4 separate regions of the Homo sapiens genome follow, and regions 1, 2 and 3 are each linked to region 4. A link is an interaction called in ENCODE POLR2A ChIA-PET data of the cell type or tissue named here. Cell type or tissue: PC-9. All regions are shown on one strand.

The links. Peaks named below come from ENCODE experiments on the same cell type or tissue, not always from the same donor. Only the 100,000 strongest peaks of a DNase experiment are listed, where the experiment ranks them.
Region 1: POLR2A ChIA-PET joins it to region 4 with 20 read pairs; 6 of 35 experiments call an interaction of 5 or more read pairs at or near these places.
Region 2: POLR2A ChIA-PET joins it to region 4 with 12 read pairs; 5 of 35 experiments call an interaction of 5 or more read pairs at or near these places.
Region 3: POLR2A ChIA-PET joins it to region 4 with 12 read pairs; 4 of 35 experiments call an interaction of 5 or more read pairs at or near these places.

What each region holds. Positions count from the first base shown.
Region 1 is chr2:233,555,054-233,559,053 of GRCh38, forward strand. It overlaps USP40 (ubiquitin specific peptidase 40), which reads right to left. Exons shown (of 32, transcript NM_001365479.2): 5 at 1,802-1,966. Among named protein-coding and RNA genes, the nearest start is that of USP40, 9.7 kb to the right of the region's middle. In PC-9, no CTCF peak of the experiment used is centred here; DNase peaks (open chromatin) are centred at 2,098 and 2,498; H3K4me3 peaks cover 1,674 bases; H3K27ac peaks cover 2,844 bases.
Region 2 is chr2:233,540,722-233,544,721 of GRCh38, forward strand. USP40 (ubiquitin specific peptidase 40) reads right to left here. Exons shown (of 32, transcript NM_001365479.2): 9 at 1,547-1,642; 10 at 1-48. Among named protein-coding and RNA genes, the nearest start is that of USP40, 24 kb to the right of the region's middle. In PC-9, no CTCF peak of the experiment used is centred here; a DNase peak (open chromatin) is centred at 1,980.
Region 3 is chr2:233,488,815-233,492,814 of GRCh38, forward strand. It overlaps USP40 (ubiquitin specific peptidase 40), which reads right to left. Exons shown (of 32, transcript NM_001365479.2): 26 at 2,353-2,447; 27 at 551-669. Among named protein-coding and RNA genes, the nearest start is that of USP40, 76 kb to the right of the region's middle. In PC-9, no CTCF peak of the experiment used is centred here; no DNase peak of the experiment used is centred here; H3K27ac peaks cover 1,306 bases.
Region 4 is chr2:233,688,529-233,692,528 of GRCh38, forward strand. All of the region lies in intron 1 of UGT1A8 (UDP glucuronosyltransferase family 1 member A8), which reads left to right. All of the region lies in intron 1 of UGT1A10 (UDP glucuronosyltransferase family 1 member A10), which reads left to right. All of the region lies in intron 1 of UGT1A9 (UDP glucuronosyltransferase family 1 member A9), which reads left to right. All of the region lies in intron 1 of UGT1A7 (UDP glucuronosyltransferase family 1 member A7), which reads left to right. It also overlaps UGT1A and a transcript of UGT1A6 not described here. Among named protein-coding and RNA genes, the nearest start is that of UGT1A6, 2.4 kb to the right of the region's middle. RefSeq lists enhancers at 2,500-3,107, 3,108-3,714. In PC-9, no CTCF peak of the experiment used is centred here; DNase peaks (open chromatin) are centred at 1,133, 2,143 and 3,063; H3K4me3 peaks cover 2,643 bases; H3K27ac peaks cover 4,000 bases.

The sequences.
Region 1 (4,000 bases), 130 kb before region 4:
GTGGTGGTGCATGCCTGTAGTCCCAGCTACTGGGGAGGCTGAGGCAGGAGAATTGCTTGAACCTGGGAGGCGGAGGTCGCAGTGAGCCGAGATTGCGCCACTGCACTCCAGCCTGGGCAACAGAGTGAGACTCCATCTCAAAAAAAAGAATTACGTTAAGCTAGGATAAGAAGGTCTTCCTATGAAAATCCAAGAGAATAGTCTGTAAAAAGAGGGTTTATGAAATCTGCTATAACTACATTTGAATCACAATATTTCTAGTAATAAGCACTTACAATTTGGCAAATTTAATTTATATTTATAGTTCTGTATGTGTGTGCAACAGCTTTATTTTAAGAGATTTTGGGGAATGAAAATAGGGCACTTGTTAACTCATGGTGAAGATTTCAAGTACCAAAAGTAACATTTATACAGTATATGGTTTATAATATATACGTGAAAAGTTAATGTCTTTAATTTATAATGGCCTTACATATGTTGTTTTGAAAATACTCTGATTTACTACATCATAGCTAAGTCAAGCATGTAGTAATTCAAAGACACACGCAACATCTTAATTATTTCCAAACTTAAAAAATCACTCTTTTTTTTTTTTTTTTTTGAGACGGAGCCTTGCTCTGCCACCAGGCTGGAGCACAGTGGCGCAATCTCAGGTCACTGCAACCTCCACCTCCCGGGTTCAAGCGATTCTCCTGCCTCAGCATCCTGAAAATCACATATTTTTATATACACATCTATTTTCAAGAAAGCAATTAACACCTTTGAAAATGCTAATTTTGGGCCAGGCGCGGTGGCTCATGCCTGTAATCCCAGCACTTTGGGAGGCCAAGGTGGGCAGATCATGAGGTCAGGAGATCGAGACCATCCTGGCTAACATGGTGAAACCCCGTCTCTACTAAAAAAATACAAAAAATTAGCCAGGCATGGTGGCGGGCACCTGTAGTCCCAGCTACTCGGGAGGCTAAGGCAGGAGAATGGCGTGAACCCGGGAGGTGGAACTTGCAGTGAGCTGAGATCGTGCCACTGCACTCCAGCCTGGGCGACAAAGCAAGACTCCATCTCAAAAAAAAAAAAAAAGAAAATGGTAATTTTGTCCTGATACAAATACACAAACTTCCTTGGCATAAATAACAAAAGCAGCCTTTTATTAAAGGATCAGTGATGAATTCAGTGATAATTGACTATATAAGATTTGTAGGGCAAACAGGATTACATTTACATGAGCAAATTTCCAATTTCTAATTTCCAATTAGATTAAATGGGCAATATGTGTCATTACAAAGAACTGAAGGTTATACTAATTAACATAGGATTACAATAGCTTTATATATAATATATAAACATAAGCACACATATATAAATGAACTTTCTGAAGAATATTAATAAACTAAATCCCATATTTAATTACAAATGTTTGTCAAATTAAACACTCCTTGGTCCTCAGTATTATCTATTTTTATTACCTCCCTAATTAACTTTCTTTACAATATTCCAACCATGATGACACTGGCTTCTCACATGAGGCCACAGTCTTCTATTTGTAAATATCCCCCAAATCTATTTTCCAAATATTAGGGTACTGAATAAAAGATTAAGTTTCAAGATATTTGCTTCTTTCAATCTACATGGAGAAATCTGGATTATAGGCTCATGATTTAGGTGTAGTTAGAAGAAAAAAAAACTCAATAAATTACTTTTAGTAATAAACACTTTAATCCTTGTGTGGTATATATCATACATTTAATTACATGGATTATAATTTACAACATAACTTATTACTAAAATACTCTGGCATATTTACCTGCCTCTCGCTAACGTTCTTACATTCTTTACAAACAATCTGGTTAACAATGGTTCCATGGTACAGACGATAGATGAGGTCATGACCGGAGGTCCCAACTAAAGAAGTTTCCAAAGCGCTGAAGAGGATTCGATTCAGTTCCTGCACATCATGTTGCCTCATTTCCTACAAAACAGGTAACTTTTAGATGTAATTCCGGGCTTCAGATTTTTTAAAACATTAAAAAAACAAACATTAGTCAATAAAAACTCAAGATTTATCAAGCAATCTGAAGATCAGATATAAGAATGACTCAGCAAAACAAGCTGAGCTGGTTAAGAGATTACCACCTATTTTTATTTATACTAAAAAATGAAAATATGAACAGGCTGGGTTCAGTGTGTACATGTAACTCAATTCCTTTGACACCCAGAATGTGCATTTATTCTTGTGGGAAACCACACACATGGCCATGCCACAGAAAGCAGAGAGGGATATACCAGGCACAGACCAGTGTCTAAGAGCTGGCAGTGTCTGCACAGGAACACCTCACTGAGATCAGAGCACATGTGAATAGTCCGAATTATCAACAATAGAAAAGAACTAGAATGTACTGCTTTGAAGTAAAAACAACTAAAACAAGACTAACACAGTGTTACTGAGAAAAAAATCCTGATGGAACTTGCTTTAATCCATTATGAGTCACGCAGTTGTGTGTGAACTTGTGCTTAAGAAAAATTTATAACCAAACCAAGGGGCACACCAAGACTGAGAAGTGGAGAAGAGGAGGAAGAGCAGCTGGGGGGAGGGCCAGGAGAGTGAGGCCCCAGGAAGCAGGAGGAGCTGAGGCTTTAAGGAGGGTGGTGAGTGCTGCTGAGAGCTCCTTCTGCTGAGAACAGAGAAGTGTCTTCTGGACTTGGCACAGGGATGTCACTGTTGACTTCAACCAAAAAAGTAGAAAGGAAGGAGAGGAACAAATGGAGAGTTCAGAAGCAGAGGCAATAAGGGAAGACAATTTCAAAAATAAGTTTCAACCAAGAGCAATAGCTCATGCCTAAAATCTCAGCTACCTGGGAGGCCGAGGCAGCAGGATGCCTTGAACCCAGGGCTGCAGTGAGCTATGATCATGCCATTGCACTCCAGGCTGGTGACAGTGAGACCTCATCTCAAAAAAAAAAAAAAAAAAAAAAAAGTTTTGTGTGAAGAGCAGCAGATAAAGTGGATGAAAGCTGGAGGACTTCTATCTTGCCTTTTAAAATACAAGACCCTCAAGGATGTAATTTATCTAATATCACTGGCTATGATGGGATAGAAAACTTGTGGAAGTTTTCAAGCTCTGTTCCTAAACAATCCTACACTTCGCAAAGGTACCACAGAGACCTTCTCCTACCACTGCAGGTCCAGTCCTAGAGGGTTTTCTGCAAGATCTTATTTAGACAAAAAACAAAAAAAATTTTCACAGCATTAAGAAGAAACCAGCAACTTAGTGAAGCTCATTATCAAAAACAAAGAAAAATCTATCAACCAATGACTAGATTAAAAAAAAAAAACAAAAAACATGTGGCATATCCATCTAATAGAATCTCATTTGGCAATAAAATGGAATGAAGTATCGACACATACTACAACATGAATGAACCCTGAGAACAGTACTTTAAGTGAAAGAAGACTGTTACGAGACCACCTATTGGATCACTCCATTTCTATGAAATGTCCAGAATAGGCAAATTCATAGAGACAGAAAGGAGGTCAGTGGTTGCCAGCGGCTGAGTTGAGGGGGATGGAAAGTTACTGCTAACGGGTATGGAGTTTCTTTTTGGGGTGGTAAAAATTTTCTAAAATTGATTGTAGTGATGGTTGAACAACTCTGTGAATATGCTAGAAAGCACCACTGAACTGTACCACTTAAAAGAGTGAATTCTGTGGCATGTAAATTACATCTCAATACAGTGTTTTTTTTGTTTGTTTGTTTTTGTTGTTAATCGGATTAACGCCAAATACCAGCCCTACACCAGAAATTTAACATACTTGTTTAGGGAATGTATTATACCCCATTTTGCTTGAAAGTCCATGCCTTACCTCCTTAATCACATAGTTAGTATCACCTAGTTAAGAAGTGTTCCTGGTTAGAAGACTACCCTTCAGAGTTTACCATTAAAGGCAATATAACAGTATTCCTATCGTTTGCTCTTTAACTTCTGTGACAGTTGCCTATACCTG
Region 2 (4,000 bases), 150 kb before region 4:
CAAAAGTTTCTGGCCCAGCTGATCAACAGGAATTAGATTATTCTCCTCCTTATGAGAGAAACACAGTCACTCAAGAAAATCTGATGAGAAATAATTGCATACTTAACAAATTCAAAGAGACCAACAGGATTATACCTAATTAAATATGCCTAGAACAGCAAACACGTAAGTTGATTCCATCATAATTATTTTATTATAAAAAGTTTTTTAAAAACTGGTTAAGCCTCAGTTGAGAAAACTTGGATTTTTGCCATTTTCCATGTGCCATCTTCCATTTGAAGAGCAATATCAAAAGTAGCTCAAGGTTTCGTAAATTCCCAACATTAAAAAGGAATTTTCCATTTAAATGTGTAAATTACTGATATTAAACAAGAATTTTGGAAGAGATACGTAAGTACAAAAACAAAGATGATTAATGTCTTATCTAAATGTTTTGAAGTATAAACAAGTTCTAAAAGGGGGTGAGATGTAGCGGTGACAGACTGAATTGTATCTCCCCAAAATTCATATGTTGAATTCCTAACCTACAATATTTCAGAATGTGACCACATTTGGAGATTAGACCTTTAAAGAGGTGATTAAGGTAAAACGAGGCTGTTTTCCATTTTAGAGTAGGCCCTAAGTAAATCTGATTGGCATTATCATAAGAAGACGAAGTTTGGACAAAGTGACACCAGGGAAGCACACACACAGAAGAAACACCATGTGAGGACACAGGAAGAAGACGGCCATCTGCAAGCCAAGGAGAGAGGCCTCAGAAGAAACCAAAACTGCCAACACCTTAATCTTGGACTTCCAGCCTTCAAAACTGTCAGAAAATACATTTCTATCATCTAAGCCATGCAGTCTGTGGCATTTTGTCATGGCAGCCCTAGTAAATTCATACAATAGTCATAGATCAATATAATTAAAGTACTCGACCCAGGTCCCTAGCAGGAATTATAACAAATCATTTATTAAGGATGAATGAATAAATGAAAGAAGACCTCACATCTTTAAAACAGCATATTAAACAAACTTTAAAAGTCATCTACTTGAGATATTATCAGTGAGTGCTAGGAATGAAAAAGGGGACACACTTTCAGGTCACATAGACATTAAAAGGATAATATGGAAATGCAATAAATTGCAAAACAGCATTTAGTAAAGCTCAATTTGGTTTAAAATGACAATAATAGCCAAAAAAGTCATAACCCAATTCCAATATACATATATAAACATAAAGAAAACAGAATGCAAAGAATATATATCAAAGTGTTAACAATAACTGTCAGTATCTGGCCTACTTATACTTTTTATCTTTTGTATATATTTTCTGTTTTTTTCTTGAATTTTCTACCATGAATATGTATTTCATTCATAACCAGAAAATCCCCACAAACATCATTAAAATATAGATACAGAGAATGTCCTTAAGGAAAGACTATGAATGGTAATAATATCACACCTAGCAATTAAACCGCATACATTCTTACATATATACACACATGCACACATACACACAATACATACCATACATACAAATACATACACACACATACTATACCTCTAATAAGATTGCTTTTAGAATCATCAGTGGATGATCAATCTCTTCTTCACTCTGGAGATCTTTCAGATTCACATCTGGTTTACTTTTTTCCTCCTAGGAAGGAAAACAGTATGAGTTTCTATCACTAACCCCTTAAAAAGTAACAAAATAGGAATGTTGGCCAGGCACAGTAGCTCACACCTGTAATCCCAGCAATTTGGGAGGCCGAGGCAGAGGGACTGCTTGAGCCAGGAGTTCAAGACCAGCCTGGGCAACATAGAGAGACCAGCACACTCTACAAAAAGATAAAAAAAATTAGCCAGGAGGTTGAGGCGGGAGGACTGCTTGAGCCCAGGAGGTCAAGGCTGCAGTAGGCCGTGATTGCGCCACTGCACTCCAGCATGGATGACACAGAGCAAGACGTTGTCAAAAAAAAAAAAGGTTTCAAGATGATGAAATGGTGGTAAAAACATCACAATAATCTGCATATGCTTGGAATGAGGCAGACCTGGCTTTGAATTCCAGCTCCTGGTTGAGCAATCCTGGACAATTTACTTCATCTCTCTGGCTTTAGTTGTAAATTGGGAATACGAAACAAGTAAACCTTCTAGCACAATACACACAGTGGGTTCCAATATTTTCCAGCTTAGCACTACTTTAGCTACATTTTACATAATTTGATATGTTGAGTTTTCATTAAAATTCAGTTCAAAGTATTTTCTGGTCTTCATCCCGTATGGTCTCATTCACTTGTGTTGACCTAAGGAAATTCTACTCATCTTTGCAGGCCAGGCTCAGATTAAATACTCCTTTCTATTTCCTGACCATCCAAGTTTTCACCCCATTTTATGAAGGTATTGGGGAACATGTCAAAATTCCCCGGTAAGTTATTTTCATTGCCTTTTATTTCCATACATGCCATCTTGCAGAAGTATTTTAAATGGACTTAAAACCAGAAATACAGATAGTCCTAAACAATGCAAGCCAAAAATAAATAATCAATAAGTGATGGAAAAATATGGCAGGCCAGATACAACCATCCTGCTACAAAATTACTAAAAATGCTAGATAAAGTAAAACCAAAACAAATAAAAACATCTTAAACACACCATGAGCTTGCAAGAACATCAGGGAAAACTCTTCTGAGGTCAAAAAAGTGAAATGGGAATGTGGGGAAGAAATCCAAAGATGAGGCCTCCAGATGTGCAACTGCTATGGCCAGAGTAGTTAGGTTCCCCCAAAATTCATACGTTGAAACCTAACCGCCAATGCAATAGTATTAAGAGGTGGGGTCTTCAGGAGATAATTAGGTCACAAAAGATGAGCCCTCATGAATGGGAGTAGTGCCTTTATAAAAAAGGCCTGAAGGAGTTTTGTGTGTCCTTTCTGCCATGTGAGGACACAGCAAGAAAGAGTCATCTATGAAGCAGAGCAAGTCCTCACAGACACAAAATCTGCTGGTGCCTTAATCTTGACTTCCCAGCCTCCAGAACTGTGAGCAATAAATTTCTGTTGTTTACAAATTACCCAGCCTAAGTGTTGTGATAGAGCAGCCTGAACCTGAATGGACTAAGACACCGATCTTGCTGACACTGAACTTCCATTTTGATGCCCATACAGGGCAGAGTTGGGGAGAGAAAGCCTAGGCCTACCCAAAGGAGGGAGTCGAGGGACTGGTCTTTCAAACAACAATCAATTCTCCAATTCTCTGACATCAACTAGGTGTCACACAATTGTATTCAATTCTGACACTATCAGGTGACAGCACAGACTCCATAAGTTGAGGACTCAGTCCCGTAAGACTGTTCCCTACTTCAAACACCAACTACATACGGAGTCCCTAGGGTACTCACACTTCTGCCTGGCTGATTACAAATTCTAGGGTTCCCATCACCCCAACTCAGGTTCATAATTTTCTGGAACAACAGTTAAGAACTCAGGAACTTATACTACACTTTATTACAAAGGATATAAATGAATAGCCAGATGGAGACAGACATAGGGCAAGGTCCAGAAGGGCCCAGAGTTCAGGAAACTCTGTTTCCGTGGAGTCGCGGTGGCCACCCTCCCAGCATGAAAATGTGTTCACCAACCCAGAAATGCCCCAAACCTAATTTTTCAAGAGGTTTCACTGAAGTTTCATTACAGAGGCATGACCGATTAAATAAATCACTCGTCACTGGTGACTGAACTCAATTTCCTGTCTCTCTCCCCTCCCCAAGGTCAGGGAAGCAGGGCTGAAAGTTTCAACCCTCTAATAATGGGACTGGCTTCTCTGGCAACCAGCCTCCATCCTGAGGCATCTAAGAGTGACTTCATTAACATCAACTCAGGTTTGGTGGAAAGGGGCCCATTATGAATAACAAAAGACACTCCTATCACTCAGGAAGTTCCAAGGAGCTCTGTGCTAGGAATGGGAACTGGAAAGGATGACCAAATATATACTTCTTAATATATCACAATGACAAAATC
Region 3 (4,000 bases), 200 kb before region 4:
AGGATCACTTGAGCCCAGGAGGTTGAGGCTGTAGTTGAGCCATGATCACGCCACTGCACTCCAGCCTGGGCGACAGAGCCAGACCCTGTCTATTAAGAAAAGAAAGAAAAGGAAAGAAAGGAAAGAAAGAAAAGAAAGAAACGAGAAAGAAAGAAACAAAAAGCCTCAAGGCTGCTTTTTGCAAAGGAAATGACCCAAACCTGCTCTTTAAGTTCAAAGTTTCAGGAGGAGGATCAGCTGAATCCAACATTTCTGAGTGAGAAACAGCCACTCCTACTTTCCATCTCACTCCAAATGCTTTTAAGTTATATAATGTCACAGTCACTGGAGCACAGAAAAAATATACAACACTACATTTATACTTAACATGGAAAACTGAAGGCCTGCTGGAGTTTATGATGAAAAGTGTCACCCAAGTCACAAGCGTGGCATGACCAGGAATGGGCTTTGTTGTCACTCAGCTCAGAAGACTGATTCCTCCTCCATCCCTCACACCAGCCAGTGCGTCAGCAGCAGAGAGGGACAGTGTTGCGTCCAGCAAGGAACCTACCTGAGTGGCTGCCGGTCAGTTCGTAAAAGCCTGCCTGGGCGCTTCCTCTCCACCGTCCAGGCTCTGAGGTGGGCTGGGGACGGGACACCGAACTCCAGGAAAGGAGGCAAGGTCATGGCCTAGAAAAAGAAACAGACATTTCTCCAACGGTTTTAAAAAGCACTCTTCAAAACATACTGTTTTAGAAAAAAAAAATGAAGCACTACACAGTGGCATCTCAAGGAAAGAGTATCTCAAGTAATGATAACATCATTTTAAAAGTCACAGGAATCTCTCTCTCTCTTAAATAACACTAACCCTGAGCGGTCTTCATATTCCTCTGCACTGAAATCACCTTGAGAAAGAAGTGAGTTCCCTCTCTCTAAATCTGAGTCAAAAGCTTCTTTTTAATCATCATGTTTAAAAAATGAAACTTTGGAATTAACTTCCATGGGAGTAGAATTCACCAGGGCAGAGCCCGCTCTAACAGTACAACAAGGGACACAACAGCAGCCTTCTTCCGTGCCCGCGCAATCCTCCACCAGTGTCTGCTCTGCCGATGAATCAGCTTTTGATTCTGAAGTATTTCAAAATCTTTGGCTGCAATCAGTAGGCCCAAACTGCTTGTTCTAATTCTGAAGGGATCACTTTAAGCCCCTACTGATATACTTAGGTTGGAGCCTCTAAAATTACCAATATTCATCCATTTTTTGACCTAAAAACAGCAATTTTATATCTTTCAACTTAATATGAGAAAAAAAAAGTATTTTCCCATTTGTTCTCATGAGAATAAGGCTGTCTGCTTTTTCTTTTCTCCTTTTTTTTTTTTTTTTTTTTTGAGACGGAGTCTCACTCTGTCACCCAGCCTGAAGTGCAGTGGCGCAATCTCAGCTCATTGCAACCTCCCTGTCCTGGGTTCAAGTGATTCTCCTGCCTCAGCCTCCGAGTAGCTGGGATTACAGGTGCCTGCCACCGTGCCAGGTGAATTTTTTTTTTTTTTGTACTTTTAGCAGAGACAGGGTTTTACCATGTTGGCCAGGTTGGTCCCAAACTCCTGACCTCAAGTGATCCGCCTGCCTCAGACTCCTAAAGTGCTGGGATTATAGGCATGAGCCACCACACCCAGCCAACATATGCTTTTTCTTGAGGAAGGGTATTTCATATACTGAGGGCGCACAAAAGCCAAACATCAACAACCACTAGTCATATATAGGCCCCACATTTTCTCCTCTAAGAGAAGAAAGGAATGCTCATTTCAGTCCAACAGTAGGCGGATGCTGCTTCAACACTGCATTGTGCTTAATCCAGCCCTTCCATTTGGATAAAACCCTCCTTCTCTGTGAACGTTAATGCATAAGAAACAACACAATACCTAGAATATCTAGTTTAGCATCCTAACATAAAAGCTGGAGTTCTAACCTCCTGGAAAACTGGTAACACAGCTTTTCATAACAACATTTAACATATGGGTCACAATGGTACACAAACAATGTAAATAAAGGGATAAAGTGAATGCTTTACAAATGTTCCAAGAAACCATGTTTCCCTAAAAAAATAAAAATGAACAAAAGCCGCAAGTCACTGAGGATAGATTGAAACAAAAGCACAGCATGCCTGTCAGAGGAGGGACCAGTGAGGCCACGAGGAGCCGTCTGCACCATGGGCGTGTATTGCCTGCGGGTACTTACCACTGAACATGGCATATGACAAATGCCATATCAGAACAGACTGTAATTGAGGGAAAAGGAGATAGAAGAATATATTAATATCTCACTGGAAGAAGCCACATTACCACTAAGTTATGGTGCAGGAAGAAGTCTGACCTGAGACTTCAGCTCCGCCAGCGTGGCATCTTCTGAGATCTCTATGTCTCCCAAGTAGAGGAGAGAAACTTGCGCAGGCTCGTTCCCAGAAGCACCTTCCAAAGGACAGAGCGGGATGTTTACAAGGAACTTGAAACTTATTTTGTGTTTCTGAAATACATTGCCATGTTTTGATATTGTAAATAGGTTATTAAAATTCCACTCAAGAGCCTCTGCATCCAAGTCTTATGAGGAGGCCCTGTCTGGCAGGTAAGCAGGCAGGGACATGTTGTCGGCAGACTCCCAAGAGGTCTGTGACACTTATGCCCCTACCTTGAATGTACTTTTCCACATTCTCTCCTTCCTCAAAGAGGACTTTTTGGGTAGGATATGCTGGCTGCATTCTGTATGTTAGCTTCCTGTTTCCTCATCATAACACTCATCCCAACCTGTTCCTCGTGTGTGTGTGTGTGTGTGTGTGTGTGTGTGTCTGTCTGTCTGTGTGCAGGCGTTTAATCTGCCTCCTCAAAACAACAGAATTTTCAAGAGGAGGCAGGCCATCTATCTTGTCTCCCCAGTTCCTGGTACAATGGGTGCCACATAGTAAATGCCCAATAAATGTTTATTTATAAGGAAATCTTGACAATAAGAAGGCCTTTCCAAGTTTGTTTAAAAAAAGGGAAAAACACAATGCTTTCTCATCAAAAACAATATAAAAGCTGGCAACTAAATTTAGACTGTCTTCACTTATTTTTGCCTTAACTGTCTTTACTGCTGAGCATGCCACTAATGCATAGCAAGAAATTACAGAGAGATTAGAAGTCAACTAAGTGCATGAGAAGTTCCTCTTGTGTCTTAAGGAAATTACAGGCTGACACTACCGGAAAGATAATTTTAGGAAATTCTAAAGAATGAAATATATAATCACCTGCTACATAATGATTTGGTCAAAGACCACACATGTGATGTGATCCTATAAGATTATAATACTGTATTTTCACTGTACCTTTTTCTGTTTAGATACACAAACACCTGCCACTGTGTTATGATTCGCCTTCAGTATTCAATACAGTAAGCTGCTGTACAGGTCTGTAGCCTATGAGCAAGAGGCTACACCACATAGCCTAGGTGTGTAGGAGGCTCTACCATCTAGGTTTGTGTAAATCACTCTACCGTGTTCACATAATGATGAAATCATCTGACGATGCATTTCTCAAAACATATTCATGTTGTTAAGTGACACATGAGTGCATTTCCCATGTGTTGTGTACAGATGTATTACCAAAAAAAGAACCTTTTATTTACTTTTCACGTAGAAACATACTGATTAAACATGCTTTTACAATCTATATCCAATTCTATATGTAACTAGAATTCTATCACCAAGGCATTTTTAGCATTAGTTAACATGAACTACTGTAACCCAACTAAAAAGTAACTTTATGCCAATTTTATAGCTCATTCAACATTACTCTCTCTATATAATCCTAACTTCAAAGAATAAGGAGATAAGAATTTGACTCATTTATATTAATTTTATTACTGAGGCTGAAAAGATTAAAAAGAAATATAAGTAATATACTTCAAGGCACTAGAAAAACTAAATAAGTAAAGCCTGATAAAAAGAAAAACATAGCTAAAGAGTTGGGCCTATTAAAAATATACTCGC
Region 4 (4,000 bases):
TTGACTTACATCACATGGTCTCTAATCCCTCAGCAAACATGAGTTCATCTTGTTTTGGTTGGTGTTACAGAATAACACCCTCAGCAAACATGAGTTCGTCTTGTTTTTGTTGGTGTTACAGAATAACATGCAGCTGGCTCTTTTTTAAAAAATTTAATATTAAACGTCCTTCATTGAACAAATATCTGTTGAGAGTCTTTGAGTGACTGGGATATGGCCATAATCAAATGAACATGGCTTTGCCATTCTAATGGAGAGGAAGGCATTGATTAGCTACAAACTGTGAAACATACTTTGAAAGAAAAGGATGTAAAGAGAGCTGATCATAGGGGGCCTTGCAGGATAAGGAGTGGCAATCTTGGGAGAAGTTGGGGGGATGGTGTGCCAAGCAGGGAAGATGGCAGGTGCAGCATGAAGCCAAATGTTTGGAATCATAGCATGTTCTTTCCCTTCATCCCTATGTCCCAGGGTCTCTTTACTTCATAAACATGGCCAAGTGGAAATCCTACTTTATGTCTCTTCTGTATAATCCCTTTGTCATGGCTTAACTTAGTGGCCTGTGCCCCTCCCCACTGCTCCTGGAACCACAACCCACATTGTTACAAGCCCCTGAAGGAAGTTATAAACACCTTATCTTCTACTAGGACAGGTGCCCCTGGAACTGTCTGGCTGGGCAAGCCATACTTACCTGCACTTCCCTATTCCATCTGTGAGTGATTCAGACTTGACTATTGTTATCATACTAAACTAAACTGGGGTTCACTCACCCAGCACAGTAAGACCAAACATCTACACTGAGATTTGCAATGGGAGAAAGGAAGGCATTTATGTGCAGGGCACAAAGCAAGGAGTGTTAGGAGGCTTATACTTGAGACCCAATCTCTCTAATGGCTTGCAAGTAAAGGTTTTTAAGAGCAAGGATACATTTTAGGAAAACAGAAGTTACAAGAAGAAATCGCAAATCAATACGCAGAGGTTACACATTGGTTTGGTCATGAGAAGTGAGGGCTTGCAGGTCATAGGTGAATTCAGAGATTTTCTGATTTGCAATTAGCTAAGGAAGAGAAGCTTGGTTTAAAATTCGGGGTTAGCAGAAAAGAATGTTTGCTCTTGCTCATGAGTGTGACTTCCTCCAAGAACAAAGAATGGCTGTCAGAGTTCAGTCGTTATTTCCCCTTATCTGAGGTCTGCCTGCCAAAGAATCCATTTGGTGGGAGTCCAGGTTTCTGAAAAACAACTCGGGGACATATGTTATGATGTGATCTGTAGTTTCTATAGGAAACCAAACATCTCTGGACTCTAACTTTCTTGGATATTGTTTTAGGCTACTATTACCTTCTTGCTTATCAAGTGCCTTATTTATTTCTCAGGGCCAGGTAGGTGCCTGGAATTTCCTTCGAAAGAACCCAAGATTTTCCTTTATTTCCATGCTTGGAGGAACCCACAGGCCCCTAAAAGGGATTCTCACTTCATCTCACCATTTTGGACCTTCCTCAAGATCTGGGCCCAGAGCATTCTGACTTCTGCAGCCCCACCTCACAGCCTATCAAATAGATTAAATTGCTCCTGCATCTTATGTCACATATGTCTTTGTAACTTGGTGAGCTAATCTGTAGTGGATTCATTGACATGTAGTTATGTTTTTATAGCCATTTCATAAAATATTCATAAATTCAATGTTTGCCATTTTAGTATTCTAGATTCAGCAAATTTCTTATTTTAAGTCTCAAACATTTTGCAGGTCCTTTGAAATCTTGCAGGTGGGTCCTGGCTCCATTACTTATGGGTCGTAGGTCATACAAGGGTCTGAAAGAGTTAGCACCTTAGAAGCAAACCTCTCCATAGGGTCCACGTTTCCAGACCTTCCTATTCCCAACATGAAATTACCTTCATGCACATCTTTGGGTCTCTCCTCTATTCAAAATGCCAGCTATCCTCCATTTACTTTTTGGGAAATCTGCTCTTGCCAACAGAGATTTGTTTTATCTTAGGATCTACTTCTTTCACCCCACTGGAATATGTCCCAAGCCTGAGTCATTCAGCCTGCAGCAATCCCTGAGAAAAAAAAAAAATCGGCCTTTGCCTGGACACTCAAGTGATACCTGAGGACACCTTGACTCCTACAGCACCAACCAGGGCAGGCCTGGGTCTCCAGCGGAGCTACTCTTTAGGGATCGTCATTATGACGAACAGACATGCCAGATTCCTCTGGCTAGTGTCCAGTGCAGACATACACACACACACACATACACACACACACACACACACACACCATTCTTAGTACAGTCAAAGCTCACAGGAGAAAGAAAAATGTTTTCTAATACCTTCTTAATTTGCAAGAAGGTGTTAGGAATTCAAGGGATGGTATGCATAGTGATGTTAGTTTCATTTCTTCAGCTCCTTCCTCCAACTCATGTTCTGTAGGGACTTCTGGGACTAAGAACAGGACCCACATATGAGCAACAGGATTTTCAGAGCAAGGCTGTGGTTGGAAGGGCTCAGACCAACGTCCACAGCAGAGTGGAGGTCTAGTATAAAGAATGTGAAGTTTGTAGCATCTCTTGATCCCGCTATTCCTACATGCTTGCTTAAGCCATTCTTCCTCTAGATGAACTGTTCTTTGAAGGAAACCTGCCTAATGTCTGCCTGCTCAAGAAGGTGGACCTGAGCTCTGTTCCCTTTGCAACCTTCCTGGAGTCTTATTGCTATCTAGATGAACTCAAAGCAAGATGCTGCCGCCCCCATGACTTTGATCATTGTAAGCTGCCAATCCTCTTGGGAGGCTGCTCCCAGCTTGGACTGAGCTGAGTCTTCGCATGCCTTGAACAATGAATTTGCATCCTGGTTATGTTCCCCATGGGGGCCAGCCCTGTCCTTGGAGTGGCCCCTCTAATCATGTTGCTCAGGCTTCTTCTCCCTTCCTGGGCCCCAGAACACCTCCGGTGCCAAACTTGTGGGTGGGAACAGGAACTCGCGTGCCAGCCAGGTGTGCATGACTAGCTCTGGGCAAGTCTGTTCTAGTAATTCAAGGTACCACCTCTCACTGGGACAGCCTAGTTTCTACACAGGTCTTGCTCTGGGACCGCCCTCAGCAGTGTGGTTAGCAGGCAGGGCCAGTGTGACCCTCCCTTTCTGGGCCTCAGTTGAGAAACCTGAAGCTCAGGAGAGGAGTCACTCCCCTGGCAGATGGGTGGCTGGGCCAGAAGCAGATACCAGGCTTTCTGACTCCTGCTCTAGGATTCTCACCACGTACTGGCTAGACTTATACTTCTCAAATCTTAATTTCCTAAAGGCAAGTAACAGTTTGAATGTTGTTATATTGTGATGTATAATAAGAAATATATGTTTGTCTTTGTTTCCTGGACACAGCTCCTGAAACCATAAGTGGTGGGAGCGATAAACGTGAACAAAGAATCTTTTGTTATTCAAAACAGATCCCTTTCGATCACACCTAAGTTTATGTAAAGGAGATGTAAAGTCTCTAAGGATGAGGGCTAGTTGCCAGGGAACAAAACCCTTGCGATTAGAGGGAAGAAAGGAGAGAGAGATTGAAGATTGATTTGATCACCGATGGGCAACAATCTAATCAATCATGCCTACTATGTATGGAAGCCTACATAAAAACTCAGAAGGGCAGGGTTCAGAGAGCTTTCAGGTTGCTGAAGGTGTGGAGGGTGGGGCACCCAGAGATGGCAGATGGGGCTCCATGGCCATACCCCCATATCTTGTTCTTTGTACTTTTTCCTCTGGCTATTCATCCGTATTGTTTGCAATATCCTTTGTAATAAACCAAACCTAGTAAATAAACTGTTTTCTTCAGTTCTGTGAGCCATTCTAGCAAATGATTGACTCCAAGAAAGAGGGTGTGTGAACCTCTGATTTTTGCCAAGTCAGACAGAAGTTGTGGGTAACCTGGGGACCTACTACTTGCAATTGGTGTCTGAAGTGAGGGCAGTCTTGTAGGACTGAGCCCTTAACCTGTGGGGTCCGTGCTAACTCA